Linked DNA regions of Homo sapiens: region 2 is linked to region 1. A link is a contact called in ENCODE Hi-C or POLR2A ChIA-PET data. All regions are on one chromosome and are shown on one strand. Each heading gives the region's core, a stretch centred on a gene start or an enhancer-like site at or near the end of the contact. The rest is flanking DNA. Distances are from core to core; before and after follow the strand shown. Region 1 has its middle 31 kb from the start of SIGLEC15. Region 2 holds the start of EPG5 (ectopic P-granules 5 autophagy tethering factor).

Evidence for each region. A loop is a pair of places that touch in the nucleus more often than their neighbours do. ChIA-PET counts read pairs that join two places held with the same protein, here RNA polymerase II (POLR2A). Pooled maps may share reads with other maps.
Region 2: a map of mammary epithelial cell shows a loop between it and region 1 (10-fold over the local background). The contact joins the promoter of EPG5 here to the enhancer-like site in region 1. A Hi-C loop is called at or near these places in 1 of 168 maps with a recorded cell type or tissue (mammary epithelial cell) and 4 of 50 pooled maps. POLR2A ChIA-PET finds 5 or more read pairs at or near these places in 2 of 52 experiments (H1 and IMR-90).

The regions. Positions count from the first base shown.
Region 1 is chr18:45,792,160-45,796,236 of GRCh38, reverse strand. No RefSeq gene overlaps it. Among named protein-coding and RNA genes, the nearest start is that of SIGLEC15, 31 kb to the left of the region's middle. Within about 2 kb of position 2,341, at least 4 of the 41 ENCODE cell types and tissues checked have a DNase peak (open chromatin) inside an H3K27ac peak, as active enhancers do; they include IMR-90, where a contact is called at or near this core.
Region 2 is chr18:45,965,682-45,969,758 of GRCh38, reverse strand. It overlaps EPG5 (ectopic P-granules 5 autophagy tethering factor), which reads left to right and starts at 2,430. Exons shown (of 44, transcript NM_020964.3): 1 at 2,430-2,582. The coding sequence starts at 2,520. RefSeq lists an enhancer at 2,170-2,671.

The sequences.
Region 1 (4,077 bases), core at 1,092-3,591:
GACGTATCTCAAAATAAGAGCTATCTATGACAAACCCACAGCCAATATCATACTCAATGGACAAAAACTGGAAGCATTCCCTTTGAAAACTGGCACAAGACAGGGATGCCCTCTCTCACCACTCCTATTCAACATAGTGTTGGAAGTTCTGGCCAGGGCAATCAGGCAGGAGAAGGAAATAAAAGGTATTCAATTAGGAAAAGAGGAAGTCAAATTGTCCCTGTTTGCAGATGACATGATTGTATATCTAGAAAACCCCATTCTCTCAGCCCAAAATCTCCTTAAGCTGATAAGCAACTTCAGCAAAGTCTCAGGATACAAAATCAATGTACAAAAATCACAAGCATTCTTATACACAAATAACAGACAAACAGAGAGCCAAATCATGAGTGAACTCCCATTCACAATTGCTTCAAAGAGAATAAAATACCTAGGAATCCAACTTAAAAGGGATGTGAAGGACCTCTTCAAGGAGAACTACAAACCACTGCTCAGTGAAATAAAAGAGGATACAAACAAATGGAAGAACATTCCATGCTCATGGGTAGGAAGAATCAATATCGTGAAAATGGTCACACTGCCCAAGGTAATTTACAGATTCAATGCCATCCCCATCAAGCTGCCAATGACTTTCTTCACAGAATTGGAAAAAACTACTTTAAAGTTCTTATGGAACCAAAAAAGAGCCCAGATTGCCAAGTCAATCCTAAGCCAAAAGAACAAAGCTGGAGGCATCATGCTACCTGACTTCAAACTATACTACAAGGCTACAGTAAGCAAAACAGTATGGTACTGGTACCAAAACAGAGATATAGACCAATGGAACAGAACAGAGCCCTCAGAAATAATGCCGCATATCTACAACTATCTGATCTTTGACAAACCTGACAAAAACAAGCAATGGGGAAAGGATTCCCTATTTAATAAATGGTGATGGGAAAACTGGCTAGCCATATGTAGAAAGCTGAAACTGGATCCCTTCCTTACACCTTATACAAAAATTAATTAAAGATGGATTAAAGATGTAAACCTTAGACCTAAAACCATAAAAACCCTAGAAGAAAACCTAGGCAATACCATTCAGGACACAGGCATGGGCAAGGACTTCATGCCTAAAACACCAAAAGCAATGGCAACAAAAGCCAAAATTGACAAGTGGGATCTAATTAAACTAAAGAGCTTCTGCACAGCAAAAGAAACTACCATCAGAGTGAACAGGCAACCCACAGAATGGGAGAAAATTTTTGCAATCTACTCATCTGACAAAGGGCTAATATACAGAATCTACAATGAACTCAAACAAATTTACAAGAAAAAAACAAACAACCCCATCAAAAAGTGGGCAAAGGATATGAACAGACACTTCTCAAAAGAAGACATTTATGCAGCCAAAAACTGCATGAAAAAATGCTCATCATGACTGGCCATCAAAGAAATGCAAATCAAAACCACAATGAGATACCATCTCACACCAGTTAGAATGGCGATCATTAAAAAGTCAGGAAACAACAGGTGCTGAAGAAGATGTGGAGAAATAGGAACACTTTTACACTGTTGGTGGGACTGTAAACTAGTTCAACCCTTGTGGAAGTCAGTGTGGCGATTCCTCAGGGATCTAGAACTAGAAATTCCATATGACCCAGCCATCCTATTACTGGGTATATACCCAAATGATTATAAATCATGCTGCTATAAAGACACATGCACATGTATGTTTATTGCGGCATTATTCACAATAGCAAAGACTTGGAGCCAACCCAAATATCCAACAATGATAGACTGGATTAAGAAAATGTGGCACATATACACCATGGAATGCTATGCAGCCATAAAAAATGATGAATTCATGTCCTTTGTAGGGACATGGATGAAGGTGGAAACCATCATTCTCAGCAAACTATCGCAAGAACAAAAAACCAAACGCCACATGTTCTCACTCATAGGTGGGAATTGAACAATGAGAACACATGGACACAGGAAGGGGAACATCACACTCTGGGGACTGTTGTGGGGTGGGGGGAGGGGGGAGGGTTAGCATTAGGAGAGATACCTAATGCTAAATGATGAGTTAATGGGTGCAGCACACCAACATGGCACATGTATACATATGTAACAAAACTGCACGGTACCCTAAAACTTAAAGTATAATAATTATTAAAAACAAAAACAAAAACAAAAACTCTGTAACCATCATTTTCAATGGCTACATGACAACCTGCCAAAAGTATATGCTTATTTTGCTTAACAAATTTGCTTACTTTTTGCATATTTGAGTTGTTTCCAACTCTACCTTACTTTTAAGTTACTATAAGTAAATCTGAAATGACCATTTTGGTGTAGAAGTCCTTTAGGACAGACTTTCAGGAGTGGGATGACCAGGACAGGTTTCTCTTAATCCTAGGACGCTGAGTCTCAACCTCCACTCCTCTGCCCTTTACGTTCTTAAGCCAGTTACTATCTTCCACCTCATTATTTCCCCGAAGTTTGTATCAGCTTACATTCCCACCAGCCCTGGGTGGAAATTCAGGTTATTTTGAGAGGTCATTTGCAAGCTGGAAAAACCCTTCTGTTGCTGTGATCACAAGGAAAGTCACACATCTCCCTGACCTCCCATCAGGCCCAGTCTCCTGAGCCTGTCCCCAAAACAATGACACGATTAACAATCATAAGAGAATCAACAAATCTGTAGTAAATTTCAACTTCTTTCTGAGTGTTTTACATGAGTAATCTTTGCATGAGTAATGCAACCCTGATAGATTGCAACATTCCCCATTCTAGTTGTATAGATGAAGAAGCAAAGCCTCAGAGATAGGAATTTGCCCAAGGGCACACAGGTGGTGACAGTCAGAGATGTTGGCAGCCTCCTAAGACCTGACCTCTTGCCACACACTACAGGGCTTTAAAAGAAGAGAGGCAAGGACTTGTGGCTGAATGCTGAGGGTTGAATTTCCAAGAGTTTGAGAGTCATTTGCAAGTCAGGGGAAGCGGGACCTGCTGAGGTTTTCTGGATTTTGGTTTCTGTTGTGGTTTTGGCCCTAACATTTGGGTCACCTGCTACAGAGATGGAGGCCAACAGGTGGCCGCTCAAGGCTGTGCCGCTGGAAGGACAGGTCTTGTTATGCTTCTGATGTAGGCAGAGACTTTCCAAAACTTTCCAAAATTTCTGTCCCAATGACCTGGTCTAGGCTGCAGGGCCCTCAGGACTGGGTTTCCCTGAATTGAGATAGTGCAGCTACTCTACTGCTCTGAAAAACAAGACATTTTCAACTTAATATCCTTGGATATCTAACCTCCCACAAACATAAATTTAATAGCTGCAAAAATATGATTGTATATATACTCATCTCTGTGCAATTTCCCCCCCTTTATTGTTTTTTGATTTGCTCTTTATTCCTCCTTTTTTCCCTTCCTCTTGTAACAGCTGGTCTGTGTCTTGCCTGCTGCCTAGACAGAGCTGACTTATCAAGACAGGGGAATTGCAATAGAGAAAGAGTAATTCACACAGAAAGCGGGCTGTGGAGGAGATTGGAGTTTTTTTATTATTCAAATCAGTCTCCCCAAACATTTGGAAATCAGAGTTTTTAAGGATAATTTGGTGGGTGGAGGAAGTCCTGTGAGTCGAGAGTGCTGACTGGTTGGGTTGGAGATGAAATCATGGGAAGTTGAAGGTGTCCTCTTGTACTGAGTCAGTTCCTGGGTGGGGGCCACAAGATAAGATGAACCAGTTTATTGATCCAGGTGGTGCCAGCTGATCCATCAACTGCAGTGTCTGCAAGATATGTCAGGCACTGATCTTGGGAGCAGTTTAGGGAGGGTCAGAATCTTGCAGCCTCCATCGTCATGACTCCTAAACCATAATTTCTTTTTTTTAAAAAAATTTTTATTATACTTTAACTTCTAGGGTACATGTGCACAACCTGCAGGTTTGTTACATAGGTATACATGTGCCATGTTGGTTTGCTGCACCCGTCAACTTATCATTTGCATTAGGTATTTCTCCTAATGCTATCCCTCCCCCAGTCCCCCACCCTCCACCCCCCACAAGCCCTGGTGTGTGATGTTCCCCGCCCTGTGTCC
Region 2 (4,077 bases), core at 1,181-3,680, 170 kb before region 1:
TCTCTGCTTATACAGAGCAATCTGGCTCTCTCTGGCCTCTCCAGTCATCATACATCATACTCACATTCACCATCTTGAGAAGTGCAGTAAGCCACATAAATGCAGCAGAAGTACCTTATGCAGTCCTAGGAGGCTGTGGTTTTGAGTTGCTTTTTTTTTTTTTTTGGAGACGGAGCCTTGCTCTGTCACCCAGGCTGGAGTGCAGTGGCACGATCTTGGCTCACTGCAGCCTCCACCTCCTGGGTTCAAGCAATTCTCCTGCCTTGGCCTCCCAAGTAGCTGGGACAAGTAGCTGGGACTACAGGCGCACGCTGCCAGGCCTGGCTAATTTTTTGTATTTTAGTAGAGATGGGGTTTTACTGTGTTGCCCAGGCTGGTCTCGAACTCCTGAACTCAGGCAATCCGCCTGCCTCGGTCTCCCAAAATGCTAGGATTATAGGTGTGAACCACTGTGCCAGGCTGAGGTGCTTTTTAAAGAACCTTCATTTCTTTCCTCCTTCTCCTCTTTCTCCCATCCTCCCTGATTAACCTCTTTTTTGTGTGGAACTCACCCCTGCCCTGGTGTCATCCCTTCATTCAGTCTTTCCAATGTATGCCTCTTTTACCAGTTAGGCGATGATACACGTATCACAATGTATCTATGCATTGTGTCTGCTTCCCAACTAAACTGTAAAACATGCAAATTGAGAGTAGGGTCAGTTGTGTTTTGCTGACCAAGTAGTGGGTAGCACATAGAGAACTTTAAATGTCATAAATGACTTAAACTGGGAGAGGTCAGAGAGCAAGGGTATTCCAGACTGGGAGAAATATCAGCAAAAGTTATGGATAGTAATGGTGGTATAAAGATTTTGTTTATATTGGCCAACTCTTTGCAGGTGATAACTTTATATACATGCACACACACACACACACACACACACACACACACACACCAGGACATACAAAGTACATGTATATTCTGAGTAGCTTAATAATTTTTGTTGTTGAGGATTTGGGAACAAAATACACGAAATTGTATTATATACTCAATTAAAATATCATCACAAACAAGCAAACTGCATCTCTGAAGTCTTTTCCATTTTTCATGCCATATTGCTGGATTTTTTATTCTAGGGTATGCTACAGGTGGGTGGATGGTCTTTTTCCTCCCTCCCATACACTCCATTTCCTTTTCTTCTTTTTCTTTTCTTTTCTTTTTTTTGAGATGGGAGTTTCGCTCTTGTTGCCCAGGCTGGAGGGCAATGGTGCGATCTCGGCTCACTGCAACCTCCGCCTCCCAGGTTCAATTCTCCTGCCTCAGCCTCCCGAGTAGCTGGAATTACAGGCGTCCACCACCATGCCCGGCGACTTTTTTGTATTTTTAGTAGAGTTGGGGTTTCACCATGTTGCCCAGGCTGGTCTTGAACTCCTGACCTCAGGTGATCCACCCGCCTCGGCCTCCCAGAGTGCTGGGATTACAGGCGTGAGCCACTGCGCCTGGCCCACTCCATTTCAACGATCTTACCCCACCGCCAGACAAAACTCATACTCATTTGTGTGATTCACGAAATATTTATTTAGTATCTACTATGTGCTACTACGTGCAGTGTTCTAAAGACCCTTGGATACATCAGGCAACAAAATTAAGAACCCTGCCTTTGAGGATCTTACATTCTGGGAGGATTGACAGACACTAACAATAAGGATACAAGCAAATCACAGAAATCCTAGAGCTGGGAAGGGAAGATGTGGACAAGTTTTTCACATCTGGAAATTTCAAATGAAGCACACTGTAAAATGTATACTAAGAATACTTTTACGGATCTTATTTATCTTGTTACCTGTTTGCCTGTCCTTTTAGGAGCACATGTCTTTTTTCCAGTCTGGGAATTTGTACAGTAATGATAATTAATAACTACCATGTACCGACATGCCTGCCGCTACCAGGCACCTTTCTGGGAGAGCCCATTAAATTCTCATGACATCCGAAAAGGCAGGTGTGATCATTCCCCTTTACAAAAGAGGACGCCGAAGTGCACACCCCGATGGGCGTCAGGGTTTCTTCCTTGCGCGCAGTGCGGATTTAGGCTAACCGACTGGATCTGGTTTATCTGAAGATGAAAAAAAAGAATGGCAAACCCACTTTCCGGATTTCTTCAAGCCGACGCGGGTGAGGTGTGCGAGCGCGCCCGGGATCCGCACTGAGTGAGGTTCCGCAGAGCCGGGAGACGGAGGAGGTGGGTCAGCCTGGGTCGCTGCCCTTGTCCAGCGCAACCCAAGACACCTGCGCGCCGGGTGGAGCCAGGGCTAGGGGTGGGGCCTGGGCTCCGGGAAGGGGGCGGGCCTGCCTTCCTCCAGTGCAAATGCGTCCTGGAGTGGTTTGTCCTACGTTGCGGCCCGTAGAGGCGCCGACTCACCGCCTCTTCTCCGGGAGTGGCGGAGATTCGATCATGTGACAGTCCGGAGGCCAGAACCGGGCAGGTTGCTTGAAGCGCAGGGGTTTGACAAAAACAAACGGTGACGGCGCCGCGGAAGGGTCTATGGCCGAGGCGGTGAAGCCCCAGCGCCGGGCCAAGGCCAAGGCCAGCCGGACTAAAACAAAGGTGAGGATCTCCCCCACCCTCCCGAGGCTCTGGCAGTGTGCTGTGTCTCCTTGCTCCTCTCTTCGGCCTCCCCAGCCAATTCTACTCCCGTTCCCTGAGCCCTCTGCATCTTCCGCCTCCACCTTCCAATATTTGATCCCACCACCCGTTGACACCGGCCCTTCTCCTCCATTCCTTCTCCATATCCCCCTGCCACACTCTGTCAGGACCCCATTTTTCCTTCTCCCTCCTGTGACTTCACTGGCCTCTTCCTTTTCTGCTCTCTTGGCTTTCCTCACCTGGGTCTGGTTTCCTGCCGTGAAATAATTTTTCTCTTTCCAGCCCCATCGTTGACTCTCTCTTTACTCTTTTATATCCTAGAACATTTTTAGTCCCTGCCATGCATAAAGAGGGAATGTTCCCCTCCTCCACGCGGAGAAGGTACCTTTGGCAGAACTTTATAAGTAGACTAGTGCTGTGCCATTTCTGATCACTTTGAAAGTTCAAGATGATAGTAGTGCTGCCTCTGTTTATTTCTTATTGTCTTGATTGTTTATAAGGGGCATGAATGGCTAGAAATTAACCCAGGGCGGGACTCACACAGTAGGGAAGTGTTTGAATTTTCTGAGTTTCCTGTATTAGACTACATGTGGTATTAGAGTGATTTTAAGTTGATTTGTTTATAAGTGCAGTCTGGATTTTCATTTTATTATAGTACATATATACACATATATACATATGTACACATATATACATATATACGTACATATATACATATGTGTGTGTGTATATATATGTATATGTATTTTTTTTTTTTTTTTTGAGACAGAGTCTTGCTCTGTCGCCCAGGCCGGAGTGCAGTGGCGCGATCTCGGCTCACTGCAAGCTCCGCCTCCCAGGTTCACGCCATTCTCCTGCCTCAGCCTCCCTCCCGAGTAGCTGGGACTACAGGCGCCTGCCACCACGCCCGGCTAATTTTTTGTATTTTTAGTAGAGACGGGGTTTCACCGTGTTAGCCAGGATGGTCTCGATCTCCTGACCTCGTGATCCGCCCGCCTCGGCCTCCCAAAGTGCTGAGATTACAGGCGTGAGCCACCGCGCCCAGCCTATGTTTTGTTTTGTTTTTGTTTTTGTTTTGATATGGAGTCTCGCTCTGTCGTCCAGGCTGGAGTGCAATCTCGGCGGAGTGCAATCTCGGCTCACCGCAACCTCCGCCTCCCGGGTTCAAGCGACTCTCCTGCCTCAGCCTCCCGAGTAACTGGGATTACAGGCATGCGCCACCACACACGGCTAATTTTGTATTTTTAGTAGAGACGGGGTTTCTCCTTGTTGGTCAGGCTGGCCTCAAACTCCTGACCTCAGGTGATCCGCCCATCTTGGCCTCCCAAAGTGCCCGGATTACAGGCGTGAGCCACCGCGCCCACCCTATTTATATATATTTTCTAAGATGAACAGATTAAATGCTGCTCCCGCATGGCCAGACCTCATAATTTTGGCTTACCTGAAACAGAGTTTA